Regions from separate parts of the Mus musculus genome. Here regions 2, 3, 4 and 5 are each linked to region 1. The links are chromatin loops, found by intact Hi-C in ENCODE. Cell type or tissue: heart. All regions are shown on one strand. Region 1 holds the start of Dnajc5 (DnaJ heat shock protein family (Hsp40) member C5). Region 2 holds the start of Uckl1 (uridine-cytidine kinase 1-like 1). Region 3 has its middle 33 kb from the start of Abhd16b. Region 4 holds the start of Tcea2 (transcription elongation factor A (SII), 2). Region 5 overlaps Uckl1 (uridine-cytidine kinase 1-like 1).

Evidence for each region. Hi-C counts contacts between places; a loop is a spot of excess contacts. Peaks named below come from ENCODE experiments on the same cell type or tissue, not always from the same donor. Only the 100,000 strongest peaks of a DNase experiment are listed, where the experiment ranks them.
Region 2: a loop joins it to region 1, with 8 times the contacts of the local background. A loop is called at or near these places in 19 of 42 quality-filtered maps.
Region 3: it touches region 1 in a loop (3-fold over the local background); 3 of 42 quality-filtered maps call a loop at or near these places.
Region 4: it touches region 1 in a loop (2.3-fold over the local background); 2 of 42 quality-filtered maps call a loop at or near these places.
Region 5: it touches region 1 in a loop (2.8-fold over the local background); 18 of 42 quality-filtered maps call a loop at or near these places.

What each region holds. Positions count from the first base shown.
Region 1 is chr2:181,520,285-181,525,284 of GRCm38, forward strand. It overlaps Dnajc5 (DnaJ heat shock protein family (Hsp40) member C5), which reads left to right and starts at 201. Exons shown (of 5, transcript NM_016775.3): 1 at 201-413. In heart, a CTCF peak has its summit at 2,670 (motif pointing right); a DNase peak (open chromatin) is centred at 137; H3K4me3 peaks cover 2,227 bases; H3K27ac peaks cover 1,735 bases.
Region 2 is chr2:181,579,247-181,584,246 of GRCm38, forward strand. Uckl1 (uridine-cytidine kinase 1-like 1) reads right to left here and starts at 2,727. Exons shown (of 15, transcript NM_026765.3): 1 at 2,610-2,727. The coding sequence starts at 2,722. Zfp512b (zinc finger protein 512B) reads right to left here. Exons shown (of 17, transcript NM_001164597.1): 17 at 2,857-5,000. It overlaps Uckl1os (uridine-cytidine kinase 1-like 1, opposite strand), which reads left to right. Exons shown (of 3, transcript NR_027289.1): 2 at 1,197-1,382. In heart, CTCF peaks have their summits at 2,005 (motif pointing left) and 2,221; DNase peaks (open chromatin) are centred at 155, 1,915, 2,525 and 3,355; H3K4me3 peaks cover 2,501 bases; H3K27ac peaks cover 2,467 bases.
Region 3 is chr2:181,457,470-181,462,469 of GRCm38, forward strand. It overlaps a transcript of Zbtb46 not described here. Among named protein-coding and RNA genes, the nearest start is that of Abhd16b, 33 kb to the right of the region's middle. In heart, CTCF peaks have their summits at 1,633 and 3,113; DNase peaks (open chromatin) are centred at 1,272, 2,012, 2,592 and 3,002; H3K4me3 peaks cover 3,253 bases; H3K27ac peaks cover 2,671 bases.
Region 4 is chr2:181,677,833-181,682,832 of GRCm38, forward strand. It overlaps Tcea2 (transcription elongation factor A (SII), 2), which reads left to right and starts at 2,465. Exons shown (of 10, transcript NM_009326.3): 1 at 2,465-2,643. The coding sequence starts at 2,575. In heart, CTCF peaks have their summits at 1,114 and 2,487; DNase peaks (open chromatin) are centred at 29, 1,169, 2,349, 3,139 and 1 weaker place; H3K4me3 peaks cover 1,732 bases; H3K27ac peaks cover 2,005 bases.
Region 5 is chr2:181,568,004-181,573,003 of GRCm38, forward strand. It overlaps Uckl1 (uridine-cytidine kinase 1-like 1), which reads right to left. Exons shown (of 15, transcript NM_026765.3): 8 at 4,467-4,483; 9 at 2,497-2,595; 10 at 2,306-2,399; 11 at 2,130-2,192; 12 at 1,906-2,028; 13 at 1,693-1,800; 14 at 1,465-1,621; 15 at 1,149-1,387. The coding sequence ends at 1,308. Among named protein-coding and RNA genes, the nearest start is that of Uckl1os, 8.0 kb to the right of the region's middle. In heart, CTCF peaks have their summits at 421 (motif pointing left) and 620; no DNase peak of the experiment used is centred here.

The DNA.
Region 1 (5,000 bases):
GTAGCTTCCGGCTTAGTAGCTGCAGGCTCCGCCCACCACCTTAACCCTTCCCGGTGATCGTCAACTGGGGCGCAACCTTTCGGGGACCGAGTTCTACCGGAGCTCCGGAGCTTTCGTGCGGCGCTGCCACATTGGCTCCGACTATGGGCGGGGCCTCAGTGTTGGGTTCTAGGCGCTTGCGCAGCCAGCTCTGACCTGCCAGAACACACGTCTTTTTCCGGGGGCGCGCGTGCCAGTGAGTGAGCGTGCGCGTTCTTGCTGCCGCCAGTGTTGCTTCCGCCGTCCTCTGCCGCTGCTACGGCTGTCGCCGCCCGGGATCCTCAGGCCGAGCAGTAGGCCGGCCGGCTGCCCACCACTGCCCCGGGACGGAAAGCGGAGCCGCGGAACCGGTGGACCGGCGGGCGTGCCGACAGGTGAGCTCACTCTCCAGTGGCTCTCAAATTAGGTGGGGCCGCGGGGTTCAAGCTGCCGGAGCCGGGCAAAGGGGAGGGGAAGTGGGGCGAGGGCGCCGCAGCAGGAGGTGAAAGCTGCCCGCAGCGGAAATGGCGGCGACCCTCAGCAGCGGCGGCGAGCCCGGCCCTGGGCACCACTAGGCCCTGCTCGACCTTGCGCACGGCGGGGCGGCGCGGAGACGAGGCTTTCCGGGCCAACTCCGGTTCGCACGCGCGGCCGCCTCCGCGGCTCCCGGAACGCAGAAACTGGTGTGTAGGGAGGCGGGCAGTAAAGGCTCCGAGGCTTGTTCACATTCTGGGACGCAGAAATTGCCTTATAGTTGTAAATTTCAAAGGCATTTGATGTATAAAAAAACCCCTAGTTTATATACCTAGGGACGACATTTTAAGAGGCGATTTTGTGTCGTGCTCTTTGGGGAGAGAATTAGGGACTCATTCGTTTAGGCTCCAACTTGTGTTATATGGCTGGATTAAAGACTTGTTTTTCCTTGTGTCTAGGAGATGATTTCTCCGAATTCATTAAGTGCATCTTCGGAAAAATAATGCAAAAGGTAGCTTTAATTTGTTTTCAGATTGGACTTTGGGGAAATTGGGTCGCCGTTTGTTGGACGCTCAGCTGATCATTCATCCTTTATAGGCAGTGTGTCTCAATTGCTAGTGGTTTGTCTGTTTAAACATCAAAACGCTACTTAATAACACAAAGAATTATATTGTCCCATATATTGTCGTGGTTGCCTAAAGACAAAACTCTAATCGTAGGATAATTTTGTTCATTTATTTGCTTTCTTTAAGGAAAGCGTGATCTGTTAGGTGACATTAAAAGCCAGGACTTTCCGCAGTTTCTAACTTAATATGTGTTACGAATCTGTTACCTGTATCAGTATTTTCATACTTAGGCTGGCCCTGTGTGTGTGGACCGCAAGTGTGGAGCCAGTGGAGCCTCTAAATTCGTTCGGGTTTGGGAACAGGGTACCTGCCCTTGGATTCTTTAAGCACCGTGCCGCACAATCTCTTTGCCCCAGCAGCCTCCTTGCTAGTCTCTTAACCAATTTAAGTGCTCAACCCTTGACATTTTTTTCATGACCACTCTCATGTTCCTGTTATGTGAGATATCCTTCGTTTCTACTCCTCTGTTATTCCACTGTGTACTGCTGTAACTAGTCTACTGTCGAATGTTAGACTCTCTGCTTTACTTTTCCCCTCCTTGCTTAATTGTATACAGCACTTGACTCTTCGTTTACTGTGTTAACATATTTAACATTGTTTTTTAGTTAAGGTTTTGTTTTGTTTAGGATAGTCAGATAGTATGTGCCCAGTAAATACTTACGGAATGAATGGAAATGAGTTTAGTAGCAGCTAGGCTATTACCCTTTCACCAGGAAGCCAATTAGTGAGTAGTGAGCGCTTAAGAATCACCAGGCTTCTGTATCCTCAAGGACAGAGCCACCAACTTTCCCCTGCCCTTTGGGGGTGGGAGGGGGGCAGTCAGTTAAGAGAAAGGGCTTATACTTTCCTGTAAAATCACTTTACAACTTTTGGGGGGTGGGGCAGGAGGAGGATTGGTTTTTCAAGACTAGGTTTCTCTCTGGCTTGCCCTGATACTTGCTCTATGGACAGTGTGCACCATGGCCTTGAACTCAGAGATCCACCTGCCTCTGCCTTCCAAGTACTGGGCCTACAGGGGTGCGATACGATTATCAGCCAGCTCTGTAACTTTCGATTTGTGATTTTTCAGAGCTAAAAGCTTTTAAAAGATATGCTACTGGTTCAGTAAAAAGGCTCTTAGAAATTTTGTCTTTGGTTACTTGTCTCAGGACTTGAGGTGAAGGTGATATGAAGTCTTCCGATTCTTTAGTCATTGTGGAGAAGTTGTTTTTGTGAACAGGATCTTGCTATAGTTCAAGCTAACTTGCAAGTTGTGTTGCTCCTGCTTCAGCCTGGCAAAGGGCTAGAATCATAGACTTTTACTACCACACCCAGCGTAAGATCTAGCAGTTGCTGGTGCCCTTAGCTGGAAGCTCATTATCTAGTGCTATGACAACCCAGTAGAGACTTCTTTGTGACTGAATGACACTATAGTTCTTTGTAATGCCTTTGCCTCATTCCCATCTAGGTTTAGAAGAATAGCTAGATTTCTCTGTATTTTTTTAAAAACTTATGTGTGCATTTTTTAAATGTAGGTGTGTGCTGTCTGCACATACACCCACATGCCAGAAGAGGGCGTTTGATCTTTATAGATGACTGTGAGCCACCTGGTGGTTGCCGGGAATTGAACTCAGAACTTCTAGAAAAGCTGCTAGTGTTCTTCACTGCTGGGCTATCTCAGCGTCCTGATTTCTCTGTATTATCGAGAACAGTTCTGTTAATGTGTAGTTCAGTGCTGGGTGCATGCTGCATGGTTCTACCCACTTTTACCCAAGCGCACATGGGAGAGAGTGATGCTTCTGGGTGTGGTTGTAGACCCACCCTGACAACCTCCTTTGCTGACGATCTAACTTAATGAATCAGACTTAGAGCTTCCAAGGCTTCTGAGCCGGATTTCTTCTGTTTGTTAACCACCTATAGCTTACAGTATCCCATAATCTGCCAGAGTTGTGTCTTTAAAGCCCAGGTGCATGGTGCTCACAGGTACTTGTTGAATGAATAAGATGCAGTGAAACTGAGGCTTATGATAAGGTAGAGTTTTAGAAGTTTGCTTCTGAAAGCAGAGCATGAGGTAAGCATGAGGTGTGGGATTTGAAGTGTGTAATACTGTGAGCAAACTAGCAGCAAATGAAAGCAGTTATTCGTCTCCAATAAAGAAATAAAACTCCCGAAATCATAGGGAAACTGGTTAGGAGCCGTTTGTATGAAAATGAAGCATAAGCATCAATTCTGCATATGAGGACCTCTAGTATTCCTGTGGTGCCTCCTGGAAGTTTTCAGGTATGATATATTAAGCATTTAAAAATGTAATAATCAGGACTGAAGGTGCAGATAAGAGGAGAGTGGTTGCCTATCATGTGTCAACACCTCAAAGAACTAAAAAGTTGCACTCCTAAAATGAGGCTTATTATTGTATACTATAGAGTCCAAGTGATGAATTTAAAGCTTTTTGTCAGGCAAATCTACAGTTTTGCTGTACTTCCTCATCCGTACATCAGCAGAATCTACTAGACTCTCCTTCCTGAAAAGGGACAAGGTTAGAGCTCACACCACCACAGCTCCTTCCAGCTCTGGGTCTCTCTCTGTACTCTATAAAATGAGGGGAAATTTTTCTATCATATCTGCTTGTTATGGAAGCAAAAAATGATAAATAGGAGGTATTTTACTGATAGTTTTCCTAAATAGAAAGGACAAAGATGCTAAAAATGGTGATGGCCTTATTTTGTAAAAATCCTACCCCTAAAACATTATTAATCTTGGAGCCTGAGCTGCTGTGCCAGGGCTGCCTCTGATGGCAACCCTGACAAGGATTAACAGCTAATCTGATAACTGGCAACTAAATAGGAAGACTTAAGGATTGGATTACCCAACACCCTTTAGTGTGGGTTTCGCTCCTCCTGACACTTTGCATTAACTTGAGTTCGTTTATTAATGAAAAGTTTGTGTTCTCTATTCTTAGTATATGATATTTAATAAGTGTATTAGTTAGGGTTTTACTGCTGTGAAGAGACACCCTGAACATGGCAACTCTTATAAAGAACAGCATTTAATTGGGGCTGGCTTATGGTTGCAGGGGGTTATGCCGTTGTCATTGGCAGCATGCATGCAGACATGGTGCTGGAGATGGAGCTGAGAGTTCTACATCTTGATACACAGGCAGCAAAGAGAGACTGTGTGCCACACTGGGCATAGCCTAAGCATAGGAAACCTCATAGCCTACCCCCAGAGTGAAACAATTCCTCTAAAAAAGCCATACTTTCTTATAGTGCCACTCCCTATGGGCCAAGCATTCAAACACATGAGTCTATGGGGGCCATACCATTCAAACTACCATAATAGTTATAATTTTTGGTTTTGTTTAATTTGGTGTATGTTGTGGAGGTATATGGGTATGATACATGTGCTAGCATATATAAATAAATATACCCTCCTGTGTGTATACAAAGGCCACAACAGAATATGGGTATCTTCTTCTGTGGATCTTACTTATTACATTGAGCCTCTCTGACCCAGAAGTTCTCTCAGACTGTCTGGCTAGTAAATTTATAGGATCTGTTTGACTTTGCTCCTGGTGCTGGGATTACAGGTACATAAAACTATGCCAGACTTTTAAAGTGGGTTGGGTCTTGGAGATTCAAATATGACTTCATGCTTGCAGAGTAAATATTCTTACCCACTGAGCTATCCTAGCCCTCAGTATAGGCTTTTGATTTTGTGTGTGTGTTTTAACAAGTAAAAATTGCTTCAAATTTTGAGTTTCACAAACATTGAAATTTTATATCAAAATGACAGAAACAAAGTATCTTATGGCTGCCTTTAATCCCAGCAGAGGCACTGGATCTTTGTAAGTTTGAGGCCAGTCTGGTCTATAAAGCAGGTTCCAGGACAGCCAGAGAATACACA
Region 2 (5,000 bases), 59 kb after region 1:
GTGCCTCCTACAAGGATAAACAAATCTGAAATTCTACCCTAGCACATCCAAGAATAACTGTTCCACCCCACCTCACACAGGCTCCAGTAAGCCCGATGGCCACCTTGGCCTCATCAGTCAGCAGGGGACACAGCAACCTCCCTGCCCACAGCATGGAAAGGGAAGATCCGGTCCCAGCCTCAGCTGAAATCCCTTTATTGACTTAAGATCTAATCAGAGAGGTTTTGCTGGCTTTGGGGTTCTCGTCAAGGGGTGGGCTGGCCTCATTGCAACCTCATCCTACCTGGCTGGCCTACAGCACTAAGTCTGGCAGGGCTCAGAGAAGGAAGCTTCCAAGTGGACTTCATGCATCTGAAAAGGAGCCACTCTGGGAGCCGCCTCGGAGGCAGCTCTTCTCACTACCTAGGTAACTTGTGGGTATGTCTACATCCCCAGACACCAGGAGCAGGAAGAGCCAATCTCTGTTTGCATGTGCATGTATGTGTTTATAGTTTGTCTGTCCCTCTGACTCTACCCTTAGATATGGTTGGCTGGATATGCCCTAGGATTGCTCTGGGAGGCTAATATTGTTCTGGGCAGGGGTGCAGAGTTAAGGAGTCCTAGGGAATCAGTTCTCTAAGTTTGGCTGGCTAAGCACAACAGAGGATCCTGACATGTTCCTTGGGTACCCCAGCAGGTCAGGATCAGTGGGTAGCAAAAAGGCCACAGGTCTGTGGGAAGCTAACATCGTGCTGGTCTTAGAAAGGGAAGGCTTTACTTAATTCCAGATTTGTTACTGCTTACAGAATAGACCTGTCCCACCTATTGATTCACTAGACTTGGCTCCAAAATACCACACCCTGACCCCAGAACTTCATCTTTACCTAAGATACACCAGGCTACCTGGCTACTACACTCCTTAACTTCCATCTTTGAGGTTTTCTTCTTTCAGGGCTCCATTTTAGGCCTCAGGGCTGTCTGAGGTAGGTGGTGCTGGAAGCTGCTGCTCAGTTTTCATTTTCCCCTGGCTATCCCTTAGGTAACAGCGCTGTCATCTATGGCTCAAAGCCACTCACCAGGGAGTTGCTGCAGACCTGTATGTATCCTTATACAGAGAAACAGAGAGAGGCTACTGAGGACCTAAGCCGGTGCCTCATGGATAAGGAAACTCCATGGAAGTTAGAGCTGCCCTGTAATTTGCATCCCCCATATCTTAGAAACCAGAATGAAAGGCCTACAGCAGAGACTGAAGAGAGGAAGGCTCATCACTTGGACCACCAAAGAAAGGTCTCAAGATCCCTCTGCTATGGTTAAATCTAGTCAAGCAACCCATCCCGGTGCTACTGTGGAATTCCTGCAAGAGGCAGAAGGCGGTTCAGAGTCATCAAAGCCATTTTTACAAGGTAGACATAGGACTGGGGGATTAAAGGCTTTCATGGCCTCACTTGCCAACCTGCCTCCCCCCCCCCCCCCCAAGGCTCTGGGTGAGTACCTATTAACTTCTCTCCACTCTCTAATCCCAAATCCATCTCCACTTTGCATATCGACATGAAAGCCAATGGCGGTGCTGGCTAAGGTCAGACAACTCCAAGGAAAAGGCCTCAGGGGCAGGCAGATAGGGAGCCAGGTGCTGGGAAAGGCAATAGGAGAAACCTCAAGCTGGGCTTTAGTCTACCAGCGACTCCCTCCCCTACTGCTGCCAGTGCCTGAGGCACCAGGGCAGTTTGTATCTTCTCAAGGTGTATCCCCAGGAACCTTCGGAGGAGGAATTTGGCCACGGCCTCACAAAGTCTGACTCCTGGTCAGAATGCCTGGAGTGTGTGAACTAGCTGGGATTCACCTCATCCACTGCCAGCACCTCACTTTCTAAAGGCGTCCGGGGTTACAGCTTCTCAGGCGGTGCACTGTGGCATGCAAAGCCGGAAGACATTTGGCCTTCAACTGACTCATACAGACCGGAAGAGGTGTCACGAGCAGTTTCCAAGCATGGTCACTGCCCCCTGGCGGCCACGACCTAGAGTTGCTACAAGTGATGATCAGGCCGAGTGAAGACAAGGACCCTTAAGTCTCCTACTTCCTACAAGGACCCTTATCTCCCCTTCCATTCTCCTGAAAGCCTCGAAAGTCTCAAAGGCCCCCAAACTCTCGGACAGGTGGCAATCACCACCCCATCTTACATTCACAAGCACCACTGGCCGCCAGGTGCAACTTTGCGCTCAATTTCGACGAACTCAGAAGGTCGAACACGCCTACCGCCCAGCTGGGGGCCCAGAGCCAAGTGCGCACCCACTAGGAACAGAGACCCACGCTAAAGATGTCAAACAGGTTTCCATTCTCAGTGCCTCCAAAAGCTGGAGCTTGGGCCAGTTCCGCCTTCCGTCCGCTGGGGCCCTCCAGGTCGTCTGCCACCTCCCTCTCCCTGGCAGGGGGTGGCTGACACATAGCCCAGGAGGCCCCAGGGCGCTGGAGAGCCGCCGAAACCTGTCCAGGATCCACAAGGCTGTAGAGATCAAGCTGCCCATCTATGGAGATGCCGGGAGCCGTCCCGGCTCTAGGAAGAGATGCAAGCCGTGCTCCGACCCCTCCCAAGAGACAAGCGCGGCCCCTGCCTTATTCAGGCCCGCGCCTACCGGTCCTCGCACGCCGTTTCATTCTGCTCGGCCTGGCGGCCAGGCACGTCTGGGGCCACAGCAGACTGCAGGGGCGAAGGGGCGGCGCTCATTGAGGCCGGCGGCGCAGCCATGGCGTCCCGAACCTGGCGGAGGCCGGGGAGGCGCACCGGGAGGCAGGCACGCTGCGGACTACAATCCCCACAAGGCCGTGCGGCAAGCCCCGAGAATGACCTTTGCCTCAACACAAACTCAGCCACACAAAATCCCTGGAAAAAAAAAATCAATAAACATTTATTTGATACAGTGACTTTAATACATAGTTGATGGCCCACCACCGCACCACTCCGGGCCAGGGGATGAGGATGAGGACAGATGACCACAAGGCGGGCAGGACCAAAGCTCACCTCAAAACATCTTGCAAATAAAACACTTTGTAGATAGAATATATATGCATGTATATCTATGGTTACAAGTGATAGCCAGAAATGCACTTGTGTAATGAGAACTGCATTATAACCAAACCAAGGAACCCAAAGTTTAGGAGGCGCTGCAGTCAGGTATGTGGGGTGACCTGGGAAACCAGGTCTCCAGGGCAAGGGACCTGGGTTTCACCCAACAGGGGAACAGCTCTCCCTTCAGAACCACCATAGGGACAGGAAGATCCCAAAGCCTCCAGGAGGCACCATCATCTGCCTGTGCAGGAACATAAAGTGCACCCTGGTTCTGCATGAAATGTCTGCCCTTGGCACTTCTGTTTTTTTAGGGCAGGGCAAGCGCTGAGCCAGAGGTAGATCTGTAGAGACCCTGACTTTTGCATTTTGCCAAGGACCCAGGGTTGGTTTGGCCCTCTAAGTCTATGCCCACCCACCTTCTGTAGCTCTGCCATGATGGTCCCTCTTACTGAGGATCTGTGTAGGCTGGTGGTTACCTTTGGGCCATAGTAGGGAGGTGGGCAGACCGATGAGCCCTGCCACCATGGAAGAGCTTTACAGTCTAGTTTGCCACTACTTACCAGTCACCACAGGCTGGTACCTATCCAACTGCAGCTTTTGACAGCTGCCCCAAAACTGACCTCAAAGACTGAGTTAAAGTGCTAACATCAAGTTACCCAGAACAGTCCCATAGCAAGGCTGTATATGGGCTTTCTGGTTCGTCCTGGAAAACTCAGCCCCCAGCAAACCCAGGTCCTACTTCTCCCTACAAGTGCCAAGTACCTGAGAGGCTAGGGTGGATGGTCACACCCCACAGAGGTGTTGTGAAAAGTGCACTTTGGCCCCCTTCCCTTCCACAGTTGCACACAACCACTCCAAAGCCCCAGCCTACCCTTTGACACTGGATCATACCCACCTCTGTAGCCACCTCTGACCACATCAAAGTGTGTAGGAATTGGAGAGTCCATTCAACACCTACAACACACCAGGCCATGGTTACCTTGCCCAGAGTCAGAGCCTTTCTAAATACATGTGTACAAGGACCTCACCCCAAATCTCCCTGGAGCTGGCCTTCTTGGAAACGCTCCCTGCTGAGGCTGGGGGCAGGTGCTAGTCAGTACCACAGCAATACCTTCGGCACCAGGAAACCCTTAGCACCATGACATTAAGATTGTTGAGTTTTGTATAAAAAAAACCCAGAATTAAAAAAAAAAAAAAGAAAAAAAAAAGGTTGCTACTTGTCACAGCAACAAGACTGGCATCAACAACATCCAGGAGACACACAGAGGCAAATATCAAAATTCACATCATCCAGGATCAGAAGCAGAGACCTCAGTCCACCCCTACCAACACTATAAAAAGCTCGTTCCAACCCCCTCCAGCCTTCTCCTGGTGTGGCTCACAGCAGGGTTGGGAGATGGGGATAGGGTTAGAAGGTAGAACCAGGAAGGAGGCCAGATGTCTCTTCCTGGCCTTGTCCAACCTGCAGACCCTGTTAGCCTCAGGGCCCCTTAAAGAAAGGGGTGAGGCCCAGCCTAGAGTTGCTACACTGGCTGAGACCCCATCTTTCACTATCCTTCCATTTCTATATCAAATGACTGACTGCCACTAGATCCCAAGGGCAGATAAAATAAAAGGGAAAAAGAGGCCTTCCACAGAACTTGGCTTATAGGCCCACCTAGCATAGCAGACATTTGCAGTCTCTCCTAAGTACTACTCCTGAGCTAGGCTCCTTCTGGCCAGCCTCTGCTTCACATGGCTGTGGCCCCAGGGAGGCACCCCAAAGGGCGATAACCACAAAATTAGAAGCTAAAGGCTGGATGTGAAACATCCTAGTCTGGGCCTCCCTGAAGGTAGAACACACAGAGCTCTTTCCTTGCCTGGAAGGTTACATACTCCACCATGATCACGCCAGTCAAGTTAGGAGAGGCCTGAAGCACACAGGGATGACAGAGGAGGAAGCAGGCCCAGAGAGGTA
Region 3 (5,000 bases), 63 kb before region 1:
TATTAAAGGCATGCGCCACCAACACCAGCCTCATGAATAGAAATTATCTAACGAAAGCAAAAGTCTTACATTCAAGGTAGAGTCATGAGAATCTTAATTAAATGTTGTCCTCGGGCAGGCTTGAGGCAAGTCTGGATTTTGGATTTCTAGGCTCTCAAAGTGAGTTCTTTCTACTATTCTAAAGAGGAAACTGGCAATAACAGCCAACACCGTTCCCTTTCAGGAAAAAAAAAAATTACAAGGTTTCCAAAGAAAATGCTAAACTTCTATCTGCAATAATTTCAACCTAAGTGTCACTATCTTTTCTGCAATAATATGGAGATGTATCCTAAACTTTTCAGTTCAAAGTACCTAATATCATAAACTATACCAAAATGGAGGACTCCCAGGACAATAAACTTTACTTCATTATTCACGTGGAAAACCTATAAATTTCCTTTTGATGAACAAACTATTCTCTTGCTGAGTAGAAACACTGCCTTGCACTGGCAAGACTAGGACCAGCAAGAGCGGAATTCGCGAATCTGCACCCAAATGGGAAGTTAGTTAGCCTGGAGGAGGGATCCAATCCAGCGTTCCGCGAGGGAGGCAAGCACACGCGGGAGTGCACCATTCACAGGTGTCAGTGCCTAGGCGGTTCACTAAACATTTTCTAATTAGCATTTCTTTACATTCTGATAACAATCTTCGCACTGTGACCTCCACTAAATGCACGCTGAGATTGTAGCAAAGCGAGCCGGAGGAAATTCGCTAAGAATTTCAAACTTTCTTCTGTTTATATTTCTTTGGGTTAGAAATTATCTGTTTTTTGCCCCATTTAGCTTGCTCAGGGGCTCCCAGATCCAGTCCTATTGTGTATAGCTGGTTCCGCCTACTAATAGTGAAATCGCTAGCCATACCAAGAAATCCCTCAACTAGCTAGAACCCTCTCCATGGTGCAGAAAAATCCAGTTTTACCCTCGGGATTGAGTTGTCTGATACTGACTTTCGCTAACCTGTGAAACTGACAGGTCTATTTACTGGGAAACAAAGACGCGACTTGTAGCGGACCCGGTTCCCTTGCGCGCCCCGTGCGCTCCGAGCGCTGCGTCTTATCTGCGCTGCCCACTCCATCGCATTGGGAGGGCCCCGAACCCCAGTTCGGCCCATTATTAAAATGAAAATCTAAAACAACCGGCATCTAGCTTCTGGGGAGACAATGACCCCCAAGGCCCTGCAGGGCCCACCTCCTGCAGTTCTGACTCTTGGCAAACTCGGCGCGGGCGGGTCCGGGTGCGGCTCCGCTGAGCGGGCGGGGGACGCACAGGGCGGAGAGGGCGGGGGGCGCAGGGACGCCCCCGGGCTGCCTCCCGGGGCCAGGCGTTGACGCAGCAGAAATTACCAGCTGGAAAAATCCCCTTTCGGAGGTGACGAAGAAGGACCCCGGCGGCCGCAGAGGCTGCCGAAGGTGCCAAGGGGCCGGGAAGCCCCGCGCCGCGGCCGCCTCTACGCTCAACCCCGCAGGGACCTGCCGTGCCGCCCCGCCCACGCCACTCGGGCCGTGGCCCCGCGGGCCTGGGTCTCCGGCCGCGTTGTCCCCGGGCGCCATCGCCCCCAGGAGGGCGCCCCCGCCAGGCGGGACGGGGGGCCAGTGGCAGGGCGGGGGCGCGCCCGGGGCACAGTAACCAGGGCTGCAGCTGCCCAGCTCCCGCCCCGGACTCGGTTCCGGCTCCCGCCAGGGCTTCAGCCCCAGCCCCGGCGTGGTGCGCCAGCCTGGCCGCGCGGACAATGAGCCGGCGCAGCTTACCTGTGACCCCATGGGGCGCGGGCGCGGGCTGGCGCCGTGGCCGCGGACCGGTGATCGCGCGGCCACTGGCGAGAGCTGCGTCCGGGAGGGTCCGAGCTGCGCGCTCGCTCGGGTGGCTTGGTCCGCCCGCCAGTCCGTTCGTCCGTCCGTCAGGCCGGCGCGCGCCCCCGCGCTGCTCCAGCCCCGCGGCCCCCACGCGCCCCGCCCGCGGACCCTGACCCCGCCCCCGGCGCGCGCCCGGCCGCCGCTGATTGGTCCGCACTGCGCCCTGGCCTCGGCCACCGCCCCAGTCCCGCCCCCGCCCCCGCCTGCCGGCCCCGCCCCCCGCTCCGCCGGCTGGGCGCAGCGGGCTGGCCGGGGCCGAGTGGCCGCCGGAGCACCGGCGGCCCACCGCCCCCCTCCCGCGGGGCTGGACAGCGGAAGTGCGGGCTGGAGCTCGCTGGGCATTGTGGGAAACCCCCTCCCATGGGCTTGCGAGTGGCAAGGAATGGGGTCCGTGGGTCGACGCTCGCGCCCCACGAGAGTCTCACAACCAGAGACCACCTGATGGGAGAGGTGGGCTGGGCAAGTTCACCGCAGCAGGGTCGGGTAGGCGCACCCCGCGATGTCTGTGCACTGTCCCTGGGGACGCACGAGACTGGGTCACGACTGTGCCCGAGCCCCGCGGAACCGTCGCGGAAAGCGCGTCTCCCAAACTTAGCGACTTTCGGGCGCGCTGAGCGGAGAAAACGCGCTCTAGGGGCGCGGTGCCCAGAAAGGGCTGGTCAGTCTTCACCCCCGCCATCCGGGGACCTGGGCGCTCTCGCAGAGAGGCGAGCGTTGGGAAGCGGGCCACGTGGCGATGTCTGCAAGAGGGACTCATATTTGACCAACTAGGAGCATTGGCTGCCGCACGTCGGTCTTGTCATTCTTGTCATCCAACTGCCGGTGAGGGTGTGGGGCTCAGATAAGTGGTGCTCGCCACCCTGTCTTGGCCCGCAGCTCCTAGCCAGTGATGGCATCTCGATTTCGGTATAGCCACGGATAGGTCTCTTCACCCCGCCCCCAGTGGTGCAGTGAGGCCCGCAGGTCCTTCTTGCCTCCAGTGTCTTCGATCCGCTGAGGAGCAGAACCTGGAGCGGGCATTCCCGGCTGAACTGCGTAGGGGTTAAAGGCCACCACGGTACATCTCAAGCGCAGCAGCGGGAAGGGGGGTGAGCCTGTAGATGGCCAGGGACGTAGAGGAGTTGAACCGGGGTTGGGCCAACCAATCGTGAGGCGCCCTGGGCTATCCGCGGCCTGCCTCAAGGAGGGGCAGGCACAGCGGAATTCCTTGAGAGGTGGGAGGCTCCCGCCCTGGTGGAGGATTTCTCATGTTGTGTGAGGAGGCATTCACAGGCAGCAGTGGGAGGGCTGGCCAGAGGGGATTCTCCTTGAGTGAGCAAGGGCAAGCAGACATCTGCCAGCCAAAGATGAAACCTGGGATACTCCCTCACTGTTCATGGGTTCCAGGAGATGGCTGTGCACATGCCCTGCCCACTCCTCACCACCCATCTAGGCTGGCACTAGTGGCCAAGGTGCTCATAGCCTCAGATTTTCTGCTGAGGACCCTTTTGGCACATCTTATCTGAAGTGAACCCCCCACAACTTACTTCTGCCCACCTCTATGTTCTATCCTTGGAGAAGTATGGCTGGCATAGTTCTGCTGACACACTGCTCCTGACCTCCAGGAGGGTCGGGCTGTGTAAACCTCCCTTTGAGGGGACAAAGGGCACTGTCTGTAGATAGTATTTCCCACCATTTCCCTTCCTCAACTTGGTCTTGGATGCAGCCCATGAAGGAAGGGAGGCATGGGGAGACCTCTAAGGTCACTGTCCCTCAGAGAGAGCCCCAGTTTCTCCCAAGGTAACTAGGCACCCAAAGCATCCTTCAAGGAGGATCGTGTGAACGATATGCTGTGTCTGTTTCCCATGCAGAATTTGGGAGCAGTAGAAGAGTCTTGCCTGTGAACACAATGAGGCTCAGTCATCTCTAGGGAGCCCATATAAACCCCGTGTCTAACACTAACAAGCCCACTCCATATGCCAGAAGGGCTATTCATAGGAAGTCATGGTGAGCTCAGAAATGAGCCAGGACAGAGCAGATATCCCTTTCTCTAACACACACAAGCACAAACACACACACACACACACACACACACACTTGCACCTCCACCCCAGCAGTAGTACCAGTGACTGGACCAAGTTCCTTTCCTGTCTTCTCTGCTTCAAAAGCCAACAGCAGGTCACAAGGCTTAGACATAAAGACAATATAGCTTGTAGAAAGGCTCAAGAACAATCCCCTGGAGATGAGACAAAGACTCCTTATCTCCATACTATCACTGTTCTTCACGCTAATAAACCCCATGATTGTTTAAAAAACAAAACAGCAGTAGCTACAACCTCTTGGCAGACCTGAGGGTTCATGACTGAGCTGGCCCAGGCACCTTGATGTGTTTGCTTTGTTGGTTATATAACCAGAATGGCTCAGGAACTCACAACCCACAGTTCCTCACACCAAGTGACCTGCCCTAGAGATGGCTCTCAAGGATAGACAGATAGATTGGTTTCAGCTGTACTCTGACCATGACATTCAGCATCTACTGCAGGGGTTGGTCAAGGTGCCATGAAGATGGGCATGATCCTTGCTATCAACAGTGAGTAGTAGACAAGACATGTGAAGAGACAGGTGGTCAGGGCCCTGCAGCCACCAAGGGTCCATGCCATCCATTGGAGTCATTCCATAGTCACCCCCCATGGGCTGGAGAGACAGTTTAGTGTTTTATAAAAGTGTTCACACCTTTAATTCCAGCACTCAGAAGACAGAGGTAAGTAGATCTCCATGAGTTTGAGGCCAGCCTGGTCTAGAGCTAGTTCCAGGACAGCCAAGGCTATGCAAAGAAACCTTGTCTCAAAAACCAACAACAACAACAACAAAAGATAGTTCGCTTGCTGCTCTTGCAGAGGACCTAAGTTTGGTTCTCAACATCCACGATGGGTAGCTTACAACTGCCTGTAACTCTAGCTTCAGAGGACCTAACCCCCTCATCTAGCCTAAGTGGGCAGCCAGCTGTACATATGCATGCACATACACAGTTTTTCTAAAGAAAGTCAAGCCGGGTGGGGTAGCATATATTCTTAATCCCAGCACTTGGGAAGCAGAAGCAGGTGGATCTCGGAATTTAAAGGCAACCTGG
Region 4 (5,000 bases), 160 kb after region 1:
GGGAAGCATTCAGGCCACCACTGGGGTCAGGGCCAGCTCTGGGCAGACATAGATGGGGGGCAGGGATCACAAATAGAAAAATAAATGGCTTGGGCTTCCGATGTTTCCTGAACTGAGGAAGGGGGTAGGGCAAGCTTTGGGTCAAAGGTACAGTTGGCCTGGTGGGGCAGACCCTGGGGATGTCCCATGATCCTATCTCATTAGATCATTGCCTGTCCTTTTCAGACCTTCAAGCTGGGATATCTCTATCCCAGGGTCCCTAGGATAGGGCTATGTTGCTCACTGAGGACTCTTGAAGTCAGAGATCCACTTCAGGGGCAGACTCTTAAGAAATATTGGGAGTGTGCGCCCCAGGAAGGCTGGGTGCAAAAGCCGTTGGTGAATTGTTAGGATACCTCATCTAGGTGTTCTGGGAACTTGGAAAAGACCCCAGTAGTAGATTGGACAATATAGATAGGTAAGGCTGTCTCCCAGAAGCCTTCTTTCCCACCTGGTATCACATTGTCCAAGAAACTTCTTATCTCCAAACCCAGGCAGGTGTGTCCTCCACCACCTTCAGAAGGCTAGGGTAGAGGACAACACCACACTGGAGCGAACACCTGGGTGAATCTATGGTCTAGATGTTTGGTGGGGAGGTTCCACTGAAGATAAAGCTCTGAAAGTCAGCAAGGTGTATGGGGGTGGGGTGAGGTGGGGGAGAATCTGGGGTGGGAGGTGACTTTTCTGATCAAGGGCCAGAAGGTTCGATTTGGAGCTCTTGTAGGATCTGGGATCAGGACTTTTTGTTTCTGAAACATGTCTCTCATATACATATCTGAGGATAACCTTCAACTTCTGGCCTTCCTGTCTCTATCACCCAAGTGCTGAGTGAACAGGCACGTACCTGTGATGCCTGGTTTGTATGCAGTACGGTGGATTGAACCCAGGGCTTCCTACATGCTAAACAAAATACTATCAACTGCGCTTTCTAAAGTTGGAATTTTCTAAGGTTGCAATGTGGAAATATCTGGCTGGTGAGTACCAACCCCACAAGTAAGGACCCCTCAGGATTGAACACACCTTTGATCTGGCTTCTTGTGACATAGCTCCCCTGCTGGTGATCTACTGGATTTTCCTCAGGAAAGAGCCTGTTCTTGAGCAGATCTGTGGGTGGCTCCTGCCACCTACAGGCTGCTGTTGCTCATCATTGGGACCAGTCAGAGCTGGGACTACTCAGTAGGCAGTCCCTTGATGGGGTCAAGTCATCAGCCAAACACAGCATGGCTGAAGGTCCTGTGGTTCTCTTACTGCCTGTCTTGTGGTAGGGTCCTGAAAGCATTAATTCAGTACTCAAACACAGGGTTCCCTTTCCCAGAATTTTTGTTGTTGTTGTTGGGTTTAGCTTAGAGCAAGGGCCCAGCTCTCAGTAAAGGGCAGAATGAGAGGTGGTATGAAACTAGAGAGCTGGGTTCAGCCATCACTGCACCTCTGGAAAAGCTTTGTTGCCTTCAAGAAGTTCCATGCCTTTTTCTTATGGTAAAGATGTCATAACTGATTAAAACGGTCAGCTTAGGTCATTTGTGTATGTCATTTGCACTCTGGCCTCCTGGGTACAAAAAAATTCAGATTGACTTTTAGTACCAGCACACCTGCCACCATGTATAGGACAGAAGAAGAGCAGAGCACCATTCTCCCTTTCCTGGACGTGGTTAGGGTCTTCCTGAGGTAATGCCTCAGTAGCGGATTGCCTCAGTACCCTGCCCTGTTCTCAGTGTAAAATATGAATCGGAGGCTCCTGATCGCAGCCTCTGTCATTGTCACTTCACAGGTTGGGAGACTGAGACGTACAACAATGTGCAGAACTTGGGGTTTATACCGTTAGGTTGACTTCAGAACCTGAATAGTTCTCCCCACTCCCACCCCCCACCCCCGAGACAGGGTTTCTCTGTGTAACCCTGAATGTATTGGAACTAGCTCTGTAGACCAGGCTGACCTTGAACTCACAGGGATCTGCTTGACTCTCTATCTCTCGAGTGCAGGGATTAAAAAGGCATGAGCCTACATTGCTTGGCTAAAGCCTGAATTCTTGCGGAGAAACCGTTTCAGAGTCCCGGCCACCTGCGCAGCGCCAAGAAAGCCCCCAAACTCGGCTTGGTACCAAGTGAAGTGTGTGGAGTGAGCTGAGTGACTCTCGGAAGTGGAGGCGATCTAAGTGCACTAGTGAAGGCGCGACCGGCCGCCAGGGCAAGCTGCTCAGATGGGTTGAATTAAAGACCTGAGCGCAGTAGGGTTGTCCTTCTCCCTCCTCTAGGTCCTCCCTCCCCCTGGCATTCGGTGGGCACGTGGGGCCGTGGTCCGGCGGAGATACCTGCGGAACTACCTTTTCCAGCGGGCAATCAGGCCGCAGGCCGCAGGCCGCGCAGTCGTCTGGGAGTTGTGGTCCCGGGGGCGGGGACTCTTTTTTTTTTTTTTTTTTTTTAATTCTGTCGCACGCGGCCGCCAGGCGGAGGTTTGGACCGCGGATCTAGGCGGCGGCGGCGGCCGAGGTCAGGCCGGGCGGCGCAACCGGCACAACCCGCCGCCACCGAGGTAGTGATGGGCAAGGAGGAAGAGATTGCTCGTATCGCCCGGAGGCTGGACAAAATGGTGACCAGGAAGAACGCGGTGAGGGGCGCGGGCCGCCAGGACCCTGGGGCCCCGCTCCGCGGAGACCGTCTGAGCCTACCCTCGGGCAGAGTGATACCTAGCCCAGTCAGTCGAGACCCCTTGCCCAGGCCCGCCCTCCACCCTGTCCTGGGACTGCCGCTTCGCAATGGACGCCGCGTTGACCGAAAGCTACCCTCTGTTCGTCGCCCAGCGGTGGCCGCGGGCGTCCCTGGCCCAGCCGTTGTCTCCCCTGTCTGCCCCCCACCCTTCAGCACCAGGTTTCTCTTAATAAATTTTTCCCCTGCTTAGTCAGGCCTCAGGCAACAGCAAGTCGGTTTGGGCAGACAGTTGAGCCTGTGGCGTTGAGACCCCTGGCCAGTGTGGGCTTGGCAGTCCAGCCTGCCTTCCGACCATGGTCACCTGCGTAGCCTTTGAGGAGCATCCTTAGGGGATGATGGCACCTGCAATCTTGCCTTCCGTGGGTGGGAAGGGACTTAGGAGGTGGCTTTAAGACTGAGTGACTCTAGAGCATCCGCAGCACCGCTCTGAGGGCAGCCCAGATAGTGGCTGAGTCATGAGTCTGTACAGCCTCCCCAGGACTGTGCTTGAAGTAGAAGGCTGCAGGACAGCTTTTGGGGATGAGCAGGATTGCTCTAGGGGTTGGAGGGCTGGGGTCTAAAACAGGAAGTAGGTTAAGTGCCCACATAAGCCTTTACACTGGAAACAGAACCCACTTTGCAATCATCTGGGCTACAGAGGCCCTGCTGGAGCTTCTTTCCGGTAAGAGAAAGCACAAATGACAAACTTGGAACTAAGGGTGGCAGAGATAGGATGGGAATCCAAAGGGAGACCCAGTAAGGATGGAAGGCCACAGATAGGACTGTACAGTTGAGAAGGGAACCTGCAGAGGTTCCAGTAGTCCTTGAGAGAGGCTCCTTGGAACAGCTGATGGTTTATCTGGGTTTTCATTATGGGAGTGCAGGGCTATTGTGGATGCATGCCCCTGGCTCCAAGGATCAGGTCTTCTTAGCAAAGTCAGCCACCTCAGGGCTGATTGGTGTACAGCTTACTAACTTAGGGCCATGAAACAAGGCTGCAGCCTGAGCAGATAAGTCACACAGATTGAAGGGTCAGCCCCAGCCCCTACCACGGCTGGATGGGTTGGTTTTCTCTGCCTCTTTGTGGCATATAAAGACAAATGAGCTCATAGTGGAAACTTGGAGGACAGCAAACACAATAGTGTTGGGTGTTAGAAGAAAAGGCTGTCTCAGTTGTAGGAAGGAGGTGTTTGAATATAACCTGGAAGTGGTAAAGAGAAGAGCAGCCTTAAGCAGAGTGAGGTTTAAGGTAGGAACCAGAGGAGCCTGCCTACCCTTGAGGTTCAAAGAACAGAGCTTAGGCAGAGGAAGAAAATCAGGGTTTTCTGTTACAGTACCTAGGAGGAGGGTGGTGACCAGTCTGGAAAAGAGATAAAAAGTGAGACTATGGGATTTGTAGGTGCTGGCTTTAAGAAAAACTTCCCTTTGTATATTTAATTTTATTTATTTTACATTTGTTATCTCGGTGAGTGTGTAAGTATGAGGACAACCCCTGGAAATTGGTTATCTCCTCCCACCATTTGGGCTCTGGAGATTGAACTTAGGTTGTACAGCTTGTTGGCACCTTTATCTGCTGAGTCAACTCACCTGCCCACCCCTTTGATAGTGGGTATTGAACCCAGGGCCTTAACTTACCAAGTGAGAGCTTTATCACAGCTGTGTCTACACAGCCCTCTCTTTACTTTGTTTTAAGACAAGGTCTCATTAAGATGCCCATGCTAATCTTGAATTCACTCTGAAACTCAGGTAAGCTTTGAACTTTTGATCCTCTTGCCCCAGCCTCCTAAGTATCTCTGAGATGATAAGGCCTGTGTCACCAGGTTTGGTAGTTTTCAATTAGCAATAATTGTGCCTCTGATAAACCTTGTTGGCTATGGTGCTGTTACTTTGCAAATCTGTGGCTGGAGTAGAGATTCCTGAGAGTTTAGGTAGAGGCTTTTAAGGTAGGAACAGGAAGAGCCTGCCTACTCTGGAGGTGCAGCCTGCCTGTAGATGCTGGGGAAAAGCCAGGGCAGAGGAAGGCAGCCAGGGTTGTCTGTTACAGTACCCAGGAGTAGTGCTGCCCTGATGGGTAGGCGCTTTGAGGAGAGGCTGCTCTCCCACCACAGCACAGATGGACCAAGGTTAAAGAACCCGTGCTATACCCGTGAATGTCCTTCCGTGTTGAGCAGGAGTTGGGGCATTTATTTTCTCTAGTAGTTTGTTCAGTGTCCTCCTGTGGTTAGTTACCATGATGTCTGGAGATCACCGTAGATGCAGGATGAGAAACCCCCTGAT
Region 5 (5,000 bases), 48 kb after region 1:
TTCTCTAGGAGCTCTAGAGCAATATGGCCCATCCCATCCTAGAGCTTTATCACCACACTTAATATATGCATGTCTCTGGTATGTCCTGTCTGCTGTGTGGATGCATGTACTACATCTGTAGGTAGTGTTGGTATGTAAGTGTGTGTGTGTGTGTGTGTGTGTGTGTGTGTGTTTGATTTGTTCTTAGGGAACCAATCATCCTGGTTGAACTTGGGTGCAACCTTCCTGGTTCCTACCCAGCTTCTCATAGTATTCCTAAATTCCTCATCTGGGAAAACCTGGCTGGGAGGAATACTCTTCTTCAGTTTCCCAGCATAAAGTGCAGGAATGAGTGAGCCACTGGGTAGAGATGTAGGAGAGGGTCCACTTATTAGGTTATAGAGAAGGGCCTCCTGACCTCTACTTTGGCTCTCTGTCTCCCTCTAGTGCCTGGCTGCTCCTTGGGTAAACAACTCATCTTAGCTCCCACCATTGTGGGTTGACTTCCACCCAACTACTCCTTGGCCCCGTCTCATGACAAGCAGGAAAAAGGCCCACAGTAGGCTTGAATGGGGTTTAGGGGAGCCTGTTTTAGGTTCCTGGGCTACCTGACACAGGCCAGAGACCCATAGCTCATATCCAGTAGCTGTCCATGTACACGTCCTGTTATCTCACTGGGACAGAACCGTCACGTTAGTAAAGCTGCCTGGCAGCTGCCAGAGAAGCCTGCCTTAACCTCTAGAATTCAGTAGCAGCCAGGCAGGGATGAACATGAAACTTTGGTTCTGAAATCCTGAGGCTCTGGCCATCTTGGAGCTAGTCTTCTTCCACTACTCAGTCCTCGCCATAGCTGCCCACACATCAGCTCCTGCTGGGTCCCTTGGTAGTACAAATGTGGTCGGAAGGAAGTGGTCACAGAGGCTAACTCAGAGCCCTAAGTATTCTTGTCTCTGGGTCCAGGTCCGTCAGGTGAGCTGTGTGGTTCATCTGGAGGCCCCACTTCTTCCCTTATCACTATCAGACAATAAGTGAACAAGCTTTGACTGTAAGGAAAGTACAGTGCAAGGCAGAGAATGCCTTGTCCTGCTGGACCTTTTACCTCACCCTCAGATACCTTGGGGAGACTGCCTCAACAGAGTCCACCCAGGTTACATTCTGCCACACGATCATTTTCTAAATAAAGCTTTATTTATTTTATAAAATGTGTAAACTGATTATTTTTATTTCGGTAACATTTTTAAACTCAAAATAAGTTAATGTGTTGTCCCTGCAATTCCAGACCAGAAGACAGAAGGCTGGGTAGAAATAAGAGTAGCTCGGACAGGGAACTAACCCACAGTGGCTGCCTCATCATCATCACTGCCATCAGGGACTGCATCTGTCCCAAAGTAGCGATCACCAAAGTTCCCTGAAACAAGAAATAGCTTTGTGTGACTGGGTCCCCCTGGGTCATCAGTCATGCTCCCTGGGCTACAATGGACTCACCAATGCCTGGGATGATACGGAAAAGGTCATTGACACGCTTGTCCACAGCTGTGGTGATGATTCTCACGCGTGGGAAAGCGTAGGCCACAGAATGCACACCCATCTCTGCCATGAGCAGGGACAGCAAAAAGATCTTGTCCTCAGGCACATCATGGTCCTGTGCAACATGGGGACAGGATAAGTCCCAATGCCAAGGAATCTGCCAGCAGTCCATCCAGGTCTACTTACCAGGAGTACACGTACAGCCATCATGGCCGCAGCACCTGTGGATACTGTGCAGTCCATCAGGATCACATGGTCATCACTGATATCCTTGGGAAGCCTCAGGTAATGGAGCTATAGTTGATAGTAAGGTCAGAGTAGGGCTCCCACATCAATTTTCTGGTCCCCCTCCCCATGTTGGTCATTACTGTGAACCCCCAGCCCTCCCTGGCTGGACACCTCAGGCTCCCCTGTGAGCTGGTTGGTCTGGATGAGGATAGTGCCGATGCGCACATCCTTGCACACGGCACGCAGTGCAGGCTCCATGGTTTCTCCTGCACGCAGAATTGACACGCCGGTGATCTAGTGGGGAAGGGAGGCTCAGTAAGCTGCAAGCTGGATGCCTCTATCCCAGAGCCTCTTACCCCCTCAGCTACTGATAGCTCATCCCTAGCCATGTGCACCTGTTTTCCAGCGTAGCACTTTCCCACGTAGTCCTGCCCCTGTGGAGTCTGTACAGTGCAGTCCTGCATGGTGAGTTGGGGCGTCTGTGAACAGCCAGAGCCTAGTCCCCCCCCCATCATTAGCCCACGCGTGGAAGAGTGGGACACCCTCTACCCATTTCCTTATAAACCCACACCTGAAAGGGTAGGAAGGACAGTGCATGTTCAATAAGCAGCCGCATCAGTCTTTTGGAGTAGAAGATGAATTCATCCCGGCTAGTCTCCTTGTCCCTGGTGGTAGAACAAGCAGGTTTAGAAAAGGATGGGACAGAACCTGGGGATGGAGTGGAACAGGATTAGGAGTAGCACTCCACAGGCGGGCCCTTACCTGATGATGGTGTGCATGCCTCGGACCTGCGGTGTACTCTTGAGGACACTCAGTGTCTGGGGGAGGGGATGGCACTGGTGAGCGGAGGCCAACGCGGCCCTAGGGATACAAATGTATTGGCATATCTTATCCAAAAGTCCCTTGATACTACAGAAAACAACTGAACATCACTGTGGGGGCCGGGGCATGTGCAGGGTAGGAGCTGTCTGCTGGCTATGGCTGACCCATGAAAGATGCCTTGGCACCTGAAATGTGACTGAAAAGTAAGATTGTTCGACTCTCAACATTGAACACAGATGTCGGGGGGGTGGGGGGTGGGGTGGGGAGTGAGGTGTGAGGTGTCTCCTCTTAGGCTTAGATAAAGAGAGGCCAGACACGGGGAAGAGAGCTTGCTGTGGGAAGAGGTTTCAACCTCCAGATGGATCTCTTATTCCCAACTCCTGAGAGCAACAAGTAAGCTGTAGGGTCAAGCTTCACTCAGGCCCATCCCCCCAGCTAGTATGCAGTCCCTCTCAGGAGGGAGGGCAAAGCAGGGAGGGCTCAGTGCCAAAGGCTGCCCCACCAAAGACCTAAGCCAGGAGAGGGAAGGGGCACGGTAGAAGGAGGGAGGGCTGATTAGAGGATTGAGGTAGGGGCAGTGATCATGGAAGGGAGGGGTCATGGAAGCACCATGTGCAGGAGCAGTGCAGGGTGCAGGGCAGCACACCGTGCAGCACAACCATAGCTTGCTCTGCTCACATATCCCAACGCAGCTTCCTCTGTTCGCCAGGTGAAGAGCGTGTTCAGGGAGGGGACAAGGCAGGAAACAGGTTTACAAAGTGGAAAAGAACAGAGAGAAAAACACTTAGTGGGGAGAGCAGCCAAGTCCCTACAGAAGGTGCCCTGTGGCTACCAACTGGCTAAAGACTTGAGGCAGGAGGCTGGAAGCAGTCTTGGCACTGACAGCCTTGGCGCCTGAGGGTGGAGCACTACCCACACCCAGCTGCTTTTCCCTCCTGCTCACCAGTAGCTTCCTGGAGTTGAAGGAGACTGAGGTGGGCCACTCACTAGTCACCACTTCCTTGGCTGGCCAGAAAATGGAAAGTGGAGCTGGCCATGTCTAGAAAATTTTCTCAGAATTGAGGCTTTAAAAGAGCCCTGGCACAGGTCTGTGGTACCCTGATCTTGGTGAGGTCAAGTGGAGACTCATGCAAGGACAGGAAGCAGGGCTATGAAGATGACCCTGGAGGCATTTTCAACACTGGCTCAGAACTCCTGGGTTATCCAGTAGAATTGTGAGGGCTTCCACAGTGGCTCCAATAGATCTTCCAAACTCTGAGGAAAGCCTGGGAGAAGGGTAGGAACTTGGTGCTGCCTATAGCTCCTGCCCAGACCTTGATCAGCAAGATAGTGGTACAGCTCAGTCTATCCCTTCTTCTTTCTGCCGCATTGCCAGCATTACTTCTGCCTGAGGTGTGCTGTCGGTTGAAGACTAAGCTAGGACAGGGCAGGGCCTGGGTAGGCAGGGTGGAGAAGGCAGAGCCAAACCTTCACTCCCCACCTCTCAGAGTCAACTGAGCCTATGACCCATGGGATGGTTCAGCTTAAGATACAGCAGCCTAGATGCGGACACAGGCCTTATGATTGTAGGAACATATCAATGTGGTCCCTGCCTAGGAACATGCATGCTGGTGCTGGCCCAGGAGGACTGCTGTGCTCTCTGTGGCTGGAGCCCAAGATAGGCTGTATGGGGAAGGACCCTCCATGAACATCTGGCTAGCACAAGTAATGCATAAGCCTGGGAAATTCTTTAATGTCTTTGTACCTTGGAGTTCGTATTTGCCACCAAGGGGAGCAGCAGCAGGCCTGAGCTACTCTACCCCGGGTGTTGGTAAAGACTGCCTGCCTGCTTGGCTAGGTGACCGCTGGCCCGGAGCTCTATGTAGATGTTGGAAATGCCTCCATCTGTGCAGACTGTTGTGGAGTCTTACCTGACGCTGAGTTCGCGCTGTGGCAGCAACACAGGGAGACATAAGGGAATGGGTGACGTATCAGTGACCAAGCCAAGCAGCCAGGCTACCCCCACCCCCAGTGATGGACACTCCTCAGCCCCATGTGGAGATGGCTCAGGGTCTGCAAACTGCAAGAGGAGGCAAGCTTCTAAGGACCTCAAACGTGGGGGGTCAGGTGACCTGGGACCTGTGAGTCTGGGCCTGTAGTAGTAGTGACCCCAGAACCCAGCCATAAACCATATAATGTGGGACCTATAGTGTGAAAATGTCCCTTGTACAGTGACCCACTCGGAAAGAGAAGACATAGGACTCAGTGCTGAAACCCATAATCCTAGACCAATGGATAGTGGGTCACCCTTGTTACTACCATGGGGTCGGGAGGGACAGGAGTGTAGCCTTCCAAGCATGGCCGAGTCCCCTTGCCTATTGCAGAGGGCTGGGCCAGATAATAAGCTTAGGGAGCAGGCTCAGGACACTTGAGTGCCAGTACCTGCAGCGGACAGAGAACGTGTG